2 separate regions of the Mus musculus genome follow, and region 1 is linked to region 2. Evidence: chromatin loops called from intact Hi-C (ENCODE). Cell type or tissue: heart. All regions are shown on one strand. Each heading gives the region's core, and the rest is flanking DNA. Links, peaks and the distances in the headings are about the cores only.

What was found. A loop is a pair of places that touch in the nucleus more often than their neighbours do. Peaks named below come from ENCODE experiments on the same cell type or tissue, not always from the same donor. Only the 100,000 strongest peaks of a DNase experiment are listed, where the experiment ranks them.
Region 1: it touches region 2 in a loop (3-fold over the local background); 2 of 42 quality-filtered maps call a loop at or near these places.

What each region holds. Positions count from the first base shown.
Region 1 is chr14:49,168,562-49,174,542 of GRCm38, forward strand. Naa30 (N(alpha)-acetyltransferase 30, NatC catalytic subunit) reads left to right here and starts at 3,685. Exons shown (of 5, transcript NM_027492.2): 1 at 3,685-3,816; 2 at 4,055-4,832. The coding sequence starts at 4,056. In heart, for the core only: no CTCF peak of the experiment used is centred there; a DNase peak (open chromatin) is centred at 3,590; H3K4me3 peaks cover 3,149 bases; H3K27ac peaks cover 2,412 bases.
Region 2 is chr14:48,441,304-48,449,750 of GRCm38, forward strand. Tmem260 (transmembrane protein 260) reads left to right here and starts at 5,049. Exons shown (of 16, transcript NM_172600.4): 1 at 5,049-5,300. The coding sequence starts at 5,153. In heart, for the core only: a CTCF peak has its summit at 4,755; a DNase peak (open chromatin) is centred at 5,088; H3K4me3 peaks cover 1,708 bases; H3K27ac peaks cover 1,148 bases.

The DNA.
Region 1 (5,981 bases), core at 1,982-5,981, 730 kb after region 2:
GAAAGAAGTTATAGAGACAAAGTTTAGAGCTAAGACAAAAGCATGGACCATCCAGAGACTACCCTACCCAGGGATCCATCCCATAATCAGCCACCAAACCCAGACACTATTGCATATGCAAGCAAGATTTTGCTGAAGGGATCCTGGTATAGCTGTCTCATATGAGGCTATGCCAGGGCCTGGCAAATACAGAAGTGGATGCTCACAGTCATCTATAAGATGGAACATAGGGTCCCCAATGGAGAAGCTAGAGAAAGCACCCAAGGAACTCAAGGGGTCTGCAATTCTATAGGTGGAACAACAATATGAACTAAACAGTACCCCCAGAGCTCGTATCTCTAGCTGCATATGTAGCAGAAGATGGCCTAGTCGGCCATCACTGGGAAGAGAGGCCCCTTGGTATTGCAAACTTTATATGCCCCAGTACTGGGGAATGCCAGGGCCAAGAAGTGAGAGTGGGTGGGTAGGGGAGCAGGGCAGGGGGAGGGTATAGGGATCTTTTGGGATAGCTTTTGAAATGTAAATAAAGAAAATATCTAACCTCCCCCCCCCACACAAAGTGACAAGTGCTCTTAATCACAGAGCCATCTTTGTAGCCCCTATATTTGTTCTTTTGTGTGATAGACTCTTACTGTGTAGCCCAAGCTGATCTCAAAATCATGATTCTCTTCCCTCAGGTTTTTGGATGCTGGGATTATAGGTGGTTATGTATCTGAGCTAAATGTTTATCTTTAAATGACATAGTCATATGTTTAAAGATATGATTGTATTGTATTTTTCTCGACAGGGTCTTACACATAGGCCATGCTCAATTTGAACTCACCTTGTAGCAAAGGCTGGCTTTGAACTTGCAACCTTCCTACCTCAGCATCTCAAATGCTAAGGTTATACGTACATGTCACCATGCTTGGGTTTGCAAATTAATTTTGTTTTGTGTTTTTTGAAGAGGACAAAGAGGATTATGCCATACTGATTCCGTAGTCATGCCTAGTCTAGAACTCCATATATTGACTCGGTTGGTCTTGAACTTGTGGCAGTTCTCCTGCTTCTGCTTTCCAGGTGCTGAGAGTACAGGTGCGGTTCATTAGCTTGGCTTTAGGATGTGTTTCCATGGAAATACCTTTAGAAACTCAACTTTTCCAAAATGGTCTTAGGTAGGGTTTCTACTGCTGCAATGAAACCCTGGGGCCTAAAAGCAAGCCGGGGAGGATGTTTGGCTCATGCTTCCATTTCATTGTTCATCATCAAAGGAAGTCAGGTCAGGAACTCAATCAGGCCAGGAACCTGGAGGCAGGAGCTGATGCGGAGGCCATGGAGGTGTGCTGCTTACTGGCTCGCTCCTCATGGCTTGCTCAGCTTGCTCTCTTTCAGATGCCAGGACCACCAGCCCAGGAATGGCACTACCCACAATGGGCCGGTCCCTCCCACATCAATCACTAAGAAAATACCTTACAGCCAGATTTTAAGGAGGCATTTTCTCAATGGAGGTTCCCTCCTTTCTCTTAACTCTAGCTTATGTCAAGTTAAGGCTAGGTAGCACACATAACAAATGGTTATTTTATAGTGAATAATTGTGGGAGTAATTTTCAGAGGAGTCATAGGAGCTACAAGAGAACCAATAGCAATATTTCTTTCTGTTTTTGAAAACAATAGCATACTTTAACAGTAGTAGGCTTTATTTTAATCTAGGACAGTGAGATGGCTAAATTGCCATGCAAGTGAACTCTATTGAGTTCAAAGTCCTCAGAACATACGTAAATGCTGGGTGGGTGTGATGGATCGTGTAATTCCAGCTTGAGCAGGTGGGAAAGAAGGATCTTTGGAGCAATCTGCTTTGAAAAACTAGCTCTACTGGGGAGCTTCAGGTTCAACTTCGAGAGCTCACCTCAAAGAACAAGGCACATAAGCAATGGAGGAGGATTTCTAACATCCGTGTCAAGCATCCTCAGGCCTGAACATACCTGTACACGTGTGTTCACACACACACACACACACACACTCACCAACATACACAGGCACACACGTTGGCACACACATCATACAGAGAAAAAAAAAGCAAAGTAGCTTATTTAGTCATTCTCAAATTTATAGCTACTTAATTATTTCTTCCATATTACTGAGAAAACTGAAATATATATGTGTTTTCATGCCTGTTTATACAGGAATGTACTTTTGTAAGACACGAACTCATAAAAGTCGTAGTGTATAGAGGGCACTTTGTACAATACTTGGTAGATACTTACACATTTTATCATCTTTAGAGGCTGAGTCTCTCTGTTTGAGCTGGTGGTGTCCTTTAATAGTCTTAGTGAAAAGGATTGTCACCCTCGTGTCTCAAACCATGCCACAGTGCAGGTTAATCTCACTTGAAATTTATTTTTATTTTTACTTAGTATTTATTTTTAGAAACAGTTTTGCTATGCAGCCCAGGCTTCCTTTGAATTCCATAGCTTTTTACTTTTGCCTTCTGAGTACTTGGATTCCAGACATGTGCTGACTACTGCAGCTCACTTTTTTTTTTTTTCAGTTTAGATTATGGCACAAAGTTGCAAACACCTGTCATAAAAGCCTATCTCTGAAAACATGAATCTTGGGCATACCTGACTAGCTCTATAAATCAGTTGAAATAAATAAAAAAGCTATCTAACACATTTTATTCTTTTTAAACTTGTTATGGGTGTTTGCCTGTATGTAGGCGTATCTGTGCACATTCCTGATGCCCTTGGAGGCCAGAAAAGGCTGTAGCCTCCCTTTGACCTGGGATTACAGACAGTTGTGAACTGCCATTTGGGTGCTGGGAATCTAACCCTAGTGTTCCTTACTGCTGACTCATCTCTTCAGCTCCTACAAGTTAATAAGTAACTTGATTAGTATGCGTGTGAGTTACTCAACTCTCAGATCAGATATGCAGAAAACTACCAGCTGTGGATTAGAGCAGAGGTAACCCACACGCTCAAAGTTTTTACACCTGCTTAGCATATCACATGGGAGGATCCCGTGAACTCTTACCAGGTGCTTCCCAACCTAACACAATTACAACCACAAATCAGGAGTACGCTTGTTAGCCGCCACCATCTCTGTCGCTTCCCCCAGTTGTTGCCTTTCGTTGTCCGGCACCTGTTTGTCACATTTATGCCTTCAATCTTTGGGGTGGAGGAATGGGGCAACAAGACTACTAGCCATTCTTTTGTCCCAACGGGGTAGGTAAAGGTTCTTCTTCTTCTTTTTTTTAAATTGCAAAATGCTATCTTCACAGCTCAATGTTTTAAATTCCCTCTAATTCGCGGTCCAGGCCGGGATTTGCTGCCTTTGTAGCCGGCGCTCCCTGCCCCACGCGCCAGGTCAGAGCAAAAGTTGTAACAGTACAGCTGCATAAAGGCACTAGAGGTTGGATGTCAACAGCCAGCAGCTCCCAGGGCACCTAGCCCTGCCCACCCGGGGAGGCTGCGGGGCGAGTTCCGCAGGAACCTCTGGAACCCCAGGCTAGAGCCCCACCCCCGGCACGCGGCCTCCCGGAAGCCCTCCGGAGACACCTCGGGCCCCGCCCCTGCACAGGTCACCTCCCTCCACGCCCCCTTTTCTGGCCCGGCAGCCGGCAGGCAGGGAAGTGTCGTAAAGCTTGGCCCAGGAAACTTTACCCGGGGTAACAGGCGAGGCGCTTTACGGCGGCGGCGGCGGCCGGGTGAGAGGCTCGGCAGCGGCGGCGACAGCGGTGGCGGTGGTGGCGGCGGAGCGGCCGCGGCGGTGAAGGCGACTGCGGCGCGGCGGTGGCTGAGGGAGAGGAGCGGCGGAAACGGCGGCGGGGAGCGGCGCGGGGTGAGCCGCGAGGAGGGGCGGGTGGGAGGCGGTGACACGGCCGGCGGCGGGGCTCGGGCGGCCAGGGACGGTGGCCGGCGCGGCGGCGTGGGGGCGGCGCGGCGTTGGGGACACTCGGTGAGGGACGGTTTCTGCCTTTGTTCCCCCCGCCTCGGCCGCCCCCGGCCCGCCAGTCCGCGCTGCCTGGCGCCGGTCGGCCGCCTCTCATGGCCTCCTCTCTCGGCTGTGTCGCTTCTAGGATGGCGGAGGTACCGCCTGGGCCTAGCAGCCTCCTCCCACCACCAGCGCCTGCGGCCCCAGCGGCGGCGGAGCTCCGCTGCCCGTTCCCGGCGGGGGCCGCGCTCGCTTGCTGCAGCGAGGACGAGGAGGACGACGAGGAGCACGAAGGCGGCTGCGGGAGCCCAGCGGGCGGCGAGGCGGCGACCTCGGCCAAGGCGCGTTCTTGCCTTCGCTGCCCGCAGCTGCCTCCGGAGCAGCAGCAGCAGCAGCTCAACGGCTTGATCGGCCCAGAACTGCGACACCTCCGGGCCGCGGCGACCCTCAAGAGTAAGGTTCTGAGTGCAGCGGAGGCGGCCGCCCCCGACGGGGCCTCCAAAGTGACTGCCACAAAAGGAGCCGAGGGACACCCGGGGGAGAGACCTCCCCACTCGGTCCCCAACAATGCAAGAACTGCACTCCCCGGCCGGTCAGAGGCAGCGGCGGCGGCGGCGGGGGCGGCGAGCGACCCCGCTGCGGCCCGAAATGGACTGGTGGAGGGCACCGAGCAGCAGGAGGAGGAGGAGATGGACGAGCAGGTGCGGCTGCTGTCTTCGTCTCTGACCACCGGCTGCAGTTTAAGGAGCTCCCAGGGCAGGGAGGCCGAGCCCGGGGAGGATCGGACGATACGATACGTCCGATATGAATCTGAGCTCCAAATGCCTGATATCATGAGACTGATCACCAAAGATCTGTCTGAACCCTACTCCATTTATACGTATAGATATTTTATCCACAACTGGCCACAGCTGTGTTTCTTGGTAAGTGGATGGAATGAAAACAGGGTGAGCCCAGCAGAGATCCAGGCCACTCGGGGCAGGGAGTGTGAGGGCCCGGAGTGTGGCCGTGGATGTATCCTTCATTTTCATAGTACCTTACAGATGGGAGGCGCGAAGGTGCGCACTTTTCCCAGGTATTCCGTGGAACTGTGTGGAAGGTAAGAGCTCGTGATCTGGGTTATCTTGTGACTTTTGGAACAGCAGCAATCCTGTGCAGAGCATGTTTCACATGGGGGCTGTCTTACATCCTGTTTACATTAGCTTCTAATCATGTTTAACCTTCCTCATCCTTAGAGCACTTTGCTGTGATTGAATTGGAACATGGTTTTGATCCGATACAGGCCTTAGTAATAACTCAGTTACAGCCATGGTCGGGGAAGAATATATGCGCTAAATGTGCTTTAGTCAACATGGCTGTCAGCAAACTTGCTGTGGCCACACAGGAGAATGAAATCGCAGGCCCTGTTCATTGATTGTGGACCATTAACAGTTGTAGTCAGCCTGCTTTCAGGTGTGCTATTGCAGAAGGTGTCACTAACACTTCCGGTGCCTGAGAGGGCCCTGAAACTTGAATAGAAGGCCCTTTTGTGGGATGCAGGAAACTTAAGTGTGAAACTACTCAAAAACAGTCTAAAAACTAGTACCATTGGTTAGTGTGGGTATAGCTGCGTGAAGGCTTTTTTTTTTTACTTATATGTAAGCTGAGTATATTTGTCTGTCGGGTAAGATGAATAATTAAGTTTACATTGCCAGCATCAGTAATCTAGTAATCACTCAACAGTAATATTGACTCAGTTTCAGTCTGTATGAAACCTTTAATTAGACTTGAGGTGTCAGCCGTGTGTGGCGAGCACAGGCTTAGATGTTTACTAAAGGCACATATTTAGGAGAGTAAAGTTCCCACGTCTATTTATTGTTTTAACCCTGACATAGTTGCACTCAGTCTTCCTTGCAGTATGTTTTGACAAGACTTAAAAAGTCTCGTGGTTGCTTGCACAGCAAGCAGAAATACTGCACAGAAATACTAATGGATATTGTAGATATTGGTAATTTGCTAGCTCCCATGTAAATTATGCTTAAACTTTTTTTCTTAGAACATTTGTTTAAACTTTAGGTACTATTTTGTATTTC
Region 2 (8,447 bases), core at 2,406-6,405:
CGATTGTAGAGGTTTACAAAAGAATATTCCACATATCTAATTTTCAGTCTAAAGTTTTTAATACAAAGCATCATTAATGTTAGGGAGATAAAGACATATTTGGTTTCCTATTAGTTGGGGTTGGGTATGAGTAGACTTTGGGTTTTCTTGTTGAATTTCAGTGCACTAATATCTATAAAGTTACTGTTTTGCATTCCATGCCATACATATGTCAGTCAGAGGACAGCATTTGTAAGTCAGTTCTCTCCCTCTCTCTTTGTTGTTTCTTGCTGCTTTTGTGTATTTCAGAACAGATGTTTTCCTGCCTCTGTCTCCATCTCAATGCAGAAGTGCTATGGTTATAGCTCACCTCACCATACCATGGCATCCCACTTTTGCAGTGGGTTTGGGGCTTGAACTCATGCTATCAGGCTTGTGTGACAAACATCTTTACCTGCCGAGCTTTCTCTCTAGCTCCTGTAAAGCCTCCCTTAATGCTTGGAGAGAATGAACACAGGGAAGTGACTTCTTACAGAAAGGAGACATGCACACAGTTTTCTCTGTTCCCCTTGTGGAGGACAAGGAGATGCTCAACATGGTACACAAGATGGACATAACGCTACTTCTATACACGCAGGAAGGATGCAGACTGGATGGCTTTACTCTTGGATGAATGGCACAGTAGTGGGAGCCTAGGGAGGTGTTGTGGTTGTTGATGTTGTTGCTGGTGCTGTTGTTTGGTTTGGTTTTGGCCTTATTTTTCCCTGATTGATTGCTAGAGGGGCTGGCAACTCACAGATCCCAACGGACATAGATAAAAGCAAGCAAACAAGAAGTACGAACCAACAGAAGGCTACTCTGTTTAACTCCATTTAACAAATGAATCAAGAAAGTAAAGAAGAAGAAAAAAAAAGACACATGGTTTTACTGTGACCTAAATCACAGCAAAAGCTGTGACAAGGACTGAGTGGGGTATCAACTTAGACCTTTGTCATCTCCAGGGGCCCCAATATAACCACCAGGATGGTACCAAAGTAGGTAATAAATGATGCTCTTAGTTTCAATGGCATCACTGGAGAACACTTCCTAGACGTCTGTCTCTACACAGCAGTAATGGAGTGTCTCTCTACCTCCCTGACAGATGGAATCAGAGGGGCCTAGAGGGCCAGAATTTTTATTACCATCTCACAAAAAGAGAGCCACTTGCTTCACCCACAATGTGGTGCCAGTAGATGCCACAGGAAAACAGGAGAGGCATTTCCACCCCTCCCAGCTAGACAGGGAGCAAGAGAGACCTAGTGGGAAGAGGGACAGTCAACAGGAATAAGCATCAGAAACTCCCTTGGGTTTTAATAGTTTATTCAAGTGCCAGGAGTGTGGGCGTCCATGGAGGGCAGTGAGAAAGCTTCCTGGAGCTGGACTTAGAGGCAGTTGAGAACTGCCTGGTGTGGGCACTGGACATCCACCTCAGGTCCTCTATGGCAGTGGTGAGTGCTCCTGACTGCTGAGGCACCTCTCCAGAATCCCCAGCCCTAAGCATTTTGAATAAAGGATAGTTGCTTTGAAGTGATTTTCCCACCAACCTGATGTTGTTTCTAACTCATGTTCCATGGTCTCTATGATGGCTATTGGATATGACAACTTGGCTTTCCCAACATTCCCTATCATTTCAGTTGAACAGCAAGTTTTTAACTCAAACCCAAGTCTAGCCTGCATTTCGTGACGTCCTTGCCTGTGTGTTCTACACCTGTTTAGTCAACTCCCAGAGTCTCATTGGATAATGACTTGAAAAAAAAAAACAAAAAACCTCACAGTATGTATGTCCTCTGATTTGCACACTTCTCTGTTTTGTAGTTTTTATTGTCGTACCTTCAAGGACAGTGAGATGTTGTAGAACATGAACAATAATATTCCTTCTGTATCTTATAGTCTACCCCAGAATCAAGCTCATCTGTCGTGTGCAAGCCAAAGTGTTCTCTAGTCCTCTTCTCTCTCTAACTTCAACCCTCTTCTGTTTCCCTTGGCTCCATCCCTAATATACTCATCTTTTTCAGATACTCCTTTAAACTACAAGAGAAAACAAAATGAACCTTGTCTGGCACACTTCTTTACACTTCTTACAAATACATTCTATTGTCAATCAGCTATTTCTTAACTCACTGGCACCTGGTTTTCATATCTACCACTACTGAAACTGAACTTTTTTTTTTTTTAAAGATTTATTTATTTATCATATGTAAGTACACTGTAGCTGTCTTCAGACACTCCAGAAGAGGGCGTCAGATCTTGTTACAGATGGTTGTGAGCCACCATGTGGTTGCTGGGATTTGAACTTCAGACCTTCGGAAGAGCAGTCGGGTGCTCTTACCCACTGAGCCATCACACCAGCCCGAAACTGAACTTTTAACCATCCAAGGTTCAAAACTGCACAGGTCATCAAATCTAATTATGAAGGGCATGGTGTAGTTAGCTCCCAGCGTGTATTCTCCACTTACTCATTGTAGGAGAACCTTGAATGTGGTGGTTTGAATGAGAATGGTCTACATAATTCAAATTTTTGAATGCTTGATTCCCTATTGGTGAATTGCTTGAAGTATTAGGAGGTGTGTCCTTGGTGGAGGAGGTGTGTCCTTTCTGGGGGAGGTGTGTCCTTGCTGGAGGGGGTGTGTCCTTGCTAGGGGAGGTGTGTCCTTGCTGGAGGAGGTGTGTCCTTGCTGGGGGAGGTGTGTCCTTGCTGGGGGAGGTGTGTCCTTGATGGGGGAGGTGTTCCACTGGGAATGGGCTCTGTGTGAGGTTTCAAAAGCCCATATCAGGTCCAGCGGCTCACTCTCTCTGCCTGCCTGTGGATAAGAATGCAAAACTCTCAGCCACTTCTCCAGTGCCTGCTTGCGTGCAACCATGCTCCCCAACACGATAATAAATGACAAACTCTTTGAAACCACTAGCAAGCTCCTAAATAAATGCCTTTTTTTGTAAGAGTTGCCTTGGTCACAGTGTGTCTTCCTGGCAATGCAATAGTGACTTAGACCCTGAGTCTGGGAAGGGGAGTCAGTGGGCAAGCTGCTTGCTAGGTGTCTTAGTCAGGGTTTCTATTCCTGCACAAACATCATGACCAAGAAGCAAGTTGGGGAGGAAAGGGTTTATTCAGCTTACATTTCCATACTGCTGTTTATCACCAAGGAAGTCAGGACTGGAACTCAAGCAGGTCAGAAAGCTGGAGCTGATGCAGAGGCCATGGAGGGATGTTCCTTACTGGCTTGCTTCCCCTGGCTTGCTCAGCCTGCTCTCTTGTAGAATCCAAGACTACCAGCCCAGAGATGGTCCCACCCACAAGGGGCCTTTCCCCCTTGATCACTAATTGAGAAAATGCCTTACAGTTGGATCTCATGGAGGCATTTCCTCAACTGAAGCTCCTTTTTCTGTGATAACTCCAGCTGTGTCAAGTTGACACAAAACTAGCCAGTACACTAGGCAAAAGTGAGGTACTGTGTTTGGATCTCCAGAACTCGTAGAAAATCAAGTCATGCTGTTGGCACCTGTAACTCCAGAACTGGCTGGGAGACAGTTGGATTCTATGGGCTCCAGCTAATCAATTTATCAAAAAACAAACAAACAAACAAACAAACAAAACAAAGAACCCAAATGAAACAAAACCAAGTCAAAAACAAAAAACAAAAACACCACCACCACTAACAACAACAACAACAAAAAAACCCAAGGTGGGCAGCTATAGTTGAAGACATCCAAAATTGACCTCTGGTCTCTACATGTACAGACTTGGACAACTCCCCTCCCCACCACACACACACATTGTCACATATGAACACACATACATACAAGATAATCCTGGACAAGCTGTCTAGTTGAAAGGTGTATTTCTCATGATCTCTTGCTACCAAGAAAAGCATTTTCCTCAATGGACGTCAATGGAGAACTTGCTACCATGTCTCCCAGCCATGAAAATCTCTCCCAAATAAACTGCTTCTTCTATAAGTTTCACTGGTCATAGTGTTTTCTCATGCAATAAGGAAAGTACACTGCCCAACCCCTGTGTCCCAGGAGCTCAGATGATAAAGCATTTTATAAACACCAGGAAAAGACTAAGATAGGTGGGCACAATTACTGCCTATCAACTTCACAGCCTGGACACAGTGTTCCTGTCAGACTGCAAATAGCACATTTGTGAATGTTGCCCATTTCCCGTGTATTCTGACACAGATTCTAAGGAGGTTGCCCGCTCCCTTCCCAGACTGAATAATTGCTAAAATAATGCAAACTGCAAGCTTAAAATGTTTACTAGCCTAGCCTGCATGAGGCCCTAGATTCAATTCTCAGCAGTGTGCTGTGTATTGTCTAGTAGCTCCCATCTCTTTCTACATTCCATTTGCATTATTTATGTGGGCTCTTGATTTCATTTTCCACTTTTAGAGCAAAAAAAACAAAAAAACAAAAATCATTCTTCTTCATTTAAGTAGGAGACACTCTTATCATGAAGAGTTAATTTTGTTAACTCAAGTATTTCAACTCACCTACTGAGTTCTCATGTTAAAAAAAGGCTAATTAGCACATTTTAATATCTTAAAATTAGTGAATTAATAATTAGCATATGGATTTACATTAATTTTAATGAGGCAAGGCTCTATAAATACATAGCCGCGATCAATGAGTCCACTGAAAAATATAATAGCAATTAATGTATTTGTGGCTTACTACATGGTTGGAACCCTTCCTTGTTGGGTTTCTAGGGGGCTCTCTTATGCAGTTCCACCCCACGCCACAGGGGGCAGAGCAGCGCTTTCTGGCTCACCGTTATCCACGCCACTTCCGTCTCTTTTGGAACGGACCAAGTCAGTGCGGAAAGGGGGAGAGAGACTGCATAGTGCGAGTAGGCCTGGCCCATGATTGATGTCGTTGGGAATTATGCTCCCTTGTGATTCGTTACTTCAAAGCACACTGACGCAGACACAGTACCACGCGCAGTGACCCCCAGAAGACTCCTAAGCCGTGCCGGAGTGCGCCCGCCATCTCCTCCTCCCCGACCTGGCGGGCGAAGGTATGGTGCGCTCGGCCCTGCTAGACCGGAAGCCGGCGCGGGCTGTGCGCGCCTCTCGGCCAGGGAAGGTCCGCACCGCTGCGAGGGGTCACGGTCCGCGAGCTGCGCGCGTCCGGGCCCATGGGTCTCCATGGCGACGGCGGGAGCCCGGCAGCCGGAGCGGGGCCGTGGCGCTCCGGGGCCCTCCGCGGCAGCGTGGCCGTGTTCGCCTCCGTGGCTGCCGTGTTCACCCTCACGCTGCCCCGCTCGCTGCCTGGGGGAGACTCGGGTAAAGTACTCGCAGGCCGCCCTCCTCCCCGCCCCCCTGCCTCCGGGTGCCGCCGCCTCGGTGTCCCGGCCCCGCGTCCCCTCGCTGGAGCTCCGTGCACGGTTCTGAATTCCAGAACCAGTTCTCTTTCCGGTTCTGGATCTTGGTCTCTGTGTTCTCGAGCTGCTCAGCCGATGAAATTTAACCACTGTCCACTTTGCCCGGATCGTTGTTACCTGTATCACCTGTCGTGCCCTTACAGTGTCACAGACAAAAAAAGATTGACAGTAGTTAACAAATAGCATGGAGCGTTCTACTGTGTTTAGAGACGACACAACGGGTTATTAAATAAACTACATTTTAAGTAGTGGTGAGTTACGGAGGCACTAAGGGAGAATGTGGTTGGAGTGGTAATGAGTAGATTCCTCAGAAGGTCAGGAAAGGCTACCTTGGAGGTGTATTAGTTAGAACCTGAATATTAAGGAACCAGCCATGCAGAAAATTTAGAGGGGAACTCATAAAAGGGAATGCAACTGAAAGCACCCCTCTTCCTGTGAAAATGAAAGACAGGTTTCACACAGATTAAGCTAGGGCATACTTTTCACATATCTGAGTCTAGAAACAAGTCCCTGGTTTGGTTTGGTTTTTACAGCCAGATAAAGTGATCAATAATTTCTCATAATAATCAGCCGTGTTTTCAGAATGGTTCTGTAATGGAACAGTCAAACCGTTTCCTGAAGAGCCCATGAGCTGTTTATAATTTCACTACCTGACAAGTTCACCCGGATTTGGTGGCTGCAGGGGGGAGCATTTATCATCTGTCTGTGGATCAGTATCTCTAGGTGCAGTTTAGCCGGATTCACTAACACAAGACAAGGTGGGGGCCAGGGTTGCAACTTCTCAGGACCCTGTTTAGGGAGTATCTACTTCCAAACTTAAGTCTAGCCCTATATCCCATGTGGCTCTCTTCATAAAATAGCTGATTCCTGTCAAAAGCAAGAGAGCATTCTGTCACCTCTGTCATTTTTGAGACCTAATCCTGGAAGTGATATGCCACTGCCCTGTTTTATTGGAGAGAGTCGGTAAATCTAGACCAGTTCAAAGGGGAGAGGATTACACGGCAAGAAAGCCCTGAGATGGGGATTACCAGGACTGTCTTCAAGATTGCCTGCCACGGAGAGAAGCCTCCATCTCCATTTTCAGGTCATCTCTTCCCGGTTCCACTGAACACTTAGTGGGGGTGGTGTTTCATTAGCATAGCTGGGAATGGAGTTACCAATTTCCTAAGATTAATGTTAAAAAATGAAGGAGTTTTAGGGTAGCAAGGGATTTGATAAAGGAGAGTTTAGAGGTTACATAGCTCTGTACCCATTAAAAAGTATCAAACAATTTATTTGAGCCACAAATACAGGATAAGAAGAATAACATTGCATTTACTGTACAGCACTCATTGTTCCAAGTGCCTTTTATGGAGTTTTACCCTCCCAGCTGTCCTAGAAGGTAGGTAATATATCTTTGTAGATGAGAAAAGGCTAACCTACATGCAAAGTCACAGTGAGTGAGGGTCTTCTGAGAAGGACTTACAGATTGATGCTGGAACAGTCTTCTTAATGCGTATGCGAAAGAGTTTGGTGGCATTGTTAAATTATCCATCCATCACACATAGTGAAAATAAATTTGAAGTTGTTGCCTTTTTAAATTCTGTATTTCATGTGTTACCAAAAGAATAAAGTTGTGTGTTATCTGATTTACCAGACTTCTGATATGTTCTGCTTTGTTTACTGTATGCTAAGTAGCGCTTGCTTCTGATATTTCATGGTCATTTTCAGGAACCATCAGTGAGTTCTTTGCAACTATGTGCCAGTGTGGACATTTTGTTTAAGGTTACTTTCGACCATATTGTTTCTGTGATGTACTTGAATACTTATGAATATATATTCTGTCAATAAACAGAATACATCTCAAAACCAAATAAAATATGCATTTTTTTCTGATAAGTGTTAAGTTTTCCTCTATAGATATATATCACATTGTGGGGCACTGCCAAAATTATTTTTTGCACTAGTAGACATTCATATTCATGAACAATTCTCATGATCCTTGAAAGAACTAACTTACAGATGGGTTTATATGTATTAAGTATAGTTATTCTAATGGATGATATATGGCCATATTAAACATATGCACACTTGAAGCATCTACAGACAGCTCTGGGCTTGCTTCTAATTTGCATTTGGGACAACAAAGTTGTGTGTCTTCAAACCCGAATATACCTCAGAACTGCCCCACAGGTTTGAGTGGTAATGTTAGAAGATCTTCAGGAAGTTCTGTTCTGATACTCGCAGCCCTTTAACTTAACTGAGGAAAGCCCACCAAACTCAGGAGGCCATGAGTTTATGTTAGTATTTCTGTTACCTTCTTTTTTTTTCATATTCACTTTAAGAACTTTCCCTTTGCTCTTGACCAGGAAGACACAGATTTGGAACAGTAGCATATTTTTGTTTAGATTGAACATTGCCAAGAATTGATGGACTTTGCAGAAAGTACAGGTGTGTGTGTGTGTGTGTGTGTGTGTGTGTGTGTGTGTGTGTGTGTGTGTGTGTAAAAGCAGTTAGGGAAGGGTGTCAAAATTAAAGTGTAGTTTGAATACATTCTGAATGGAAGAGAATGGAGACCTTGAACTTATGATATGCTTGGTCTCTCAGATAAGAGCAAAAACTTGAGCAAAGTCATGGAGTAAAATTGTAGGATCGCTGCCTCTCAGTAATTATGCAAGGAACAGTTTTGAGCATTTTTAGACTATAAGCAATTCCTCTGAAAGATGTTCAGGACACAAAAAGTTCTCCAGTTTCTGAGGTGCCAATGTCAGTAATTGGTTTACATAAGCAGCATGTGTCTGATTGACCTTAGGGGGTTTGTAAGTGGTAATGATGGCCATGTGGTATGCCATCACCACCCTCCAATCGCAGAGCATTTGTGTTTGATTCTTTGTGGGTGCTCAAAGAGACTGCTGGTGTTTTCTTGGTGGGATCCTGAAATGGATATAATGATGTTTTTAAACTTAGTGAGAGAGAAATGAAAACAGCCAGCTGGAATATAATCCCATATAGGAAAGTGCTAAATAGTTGAACAGGTTCTGTGGAAGAGAAGATAATAATGCCGGGGCTG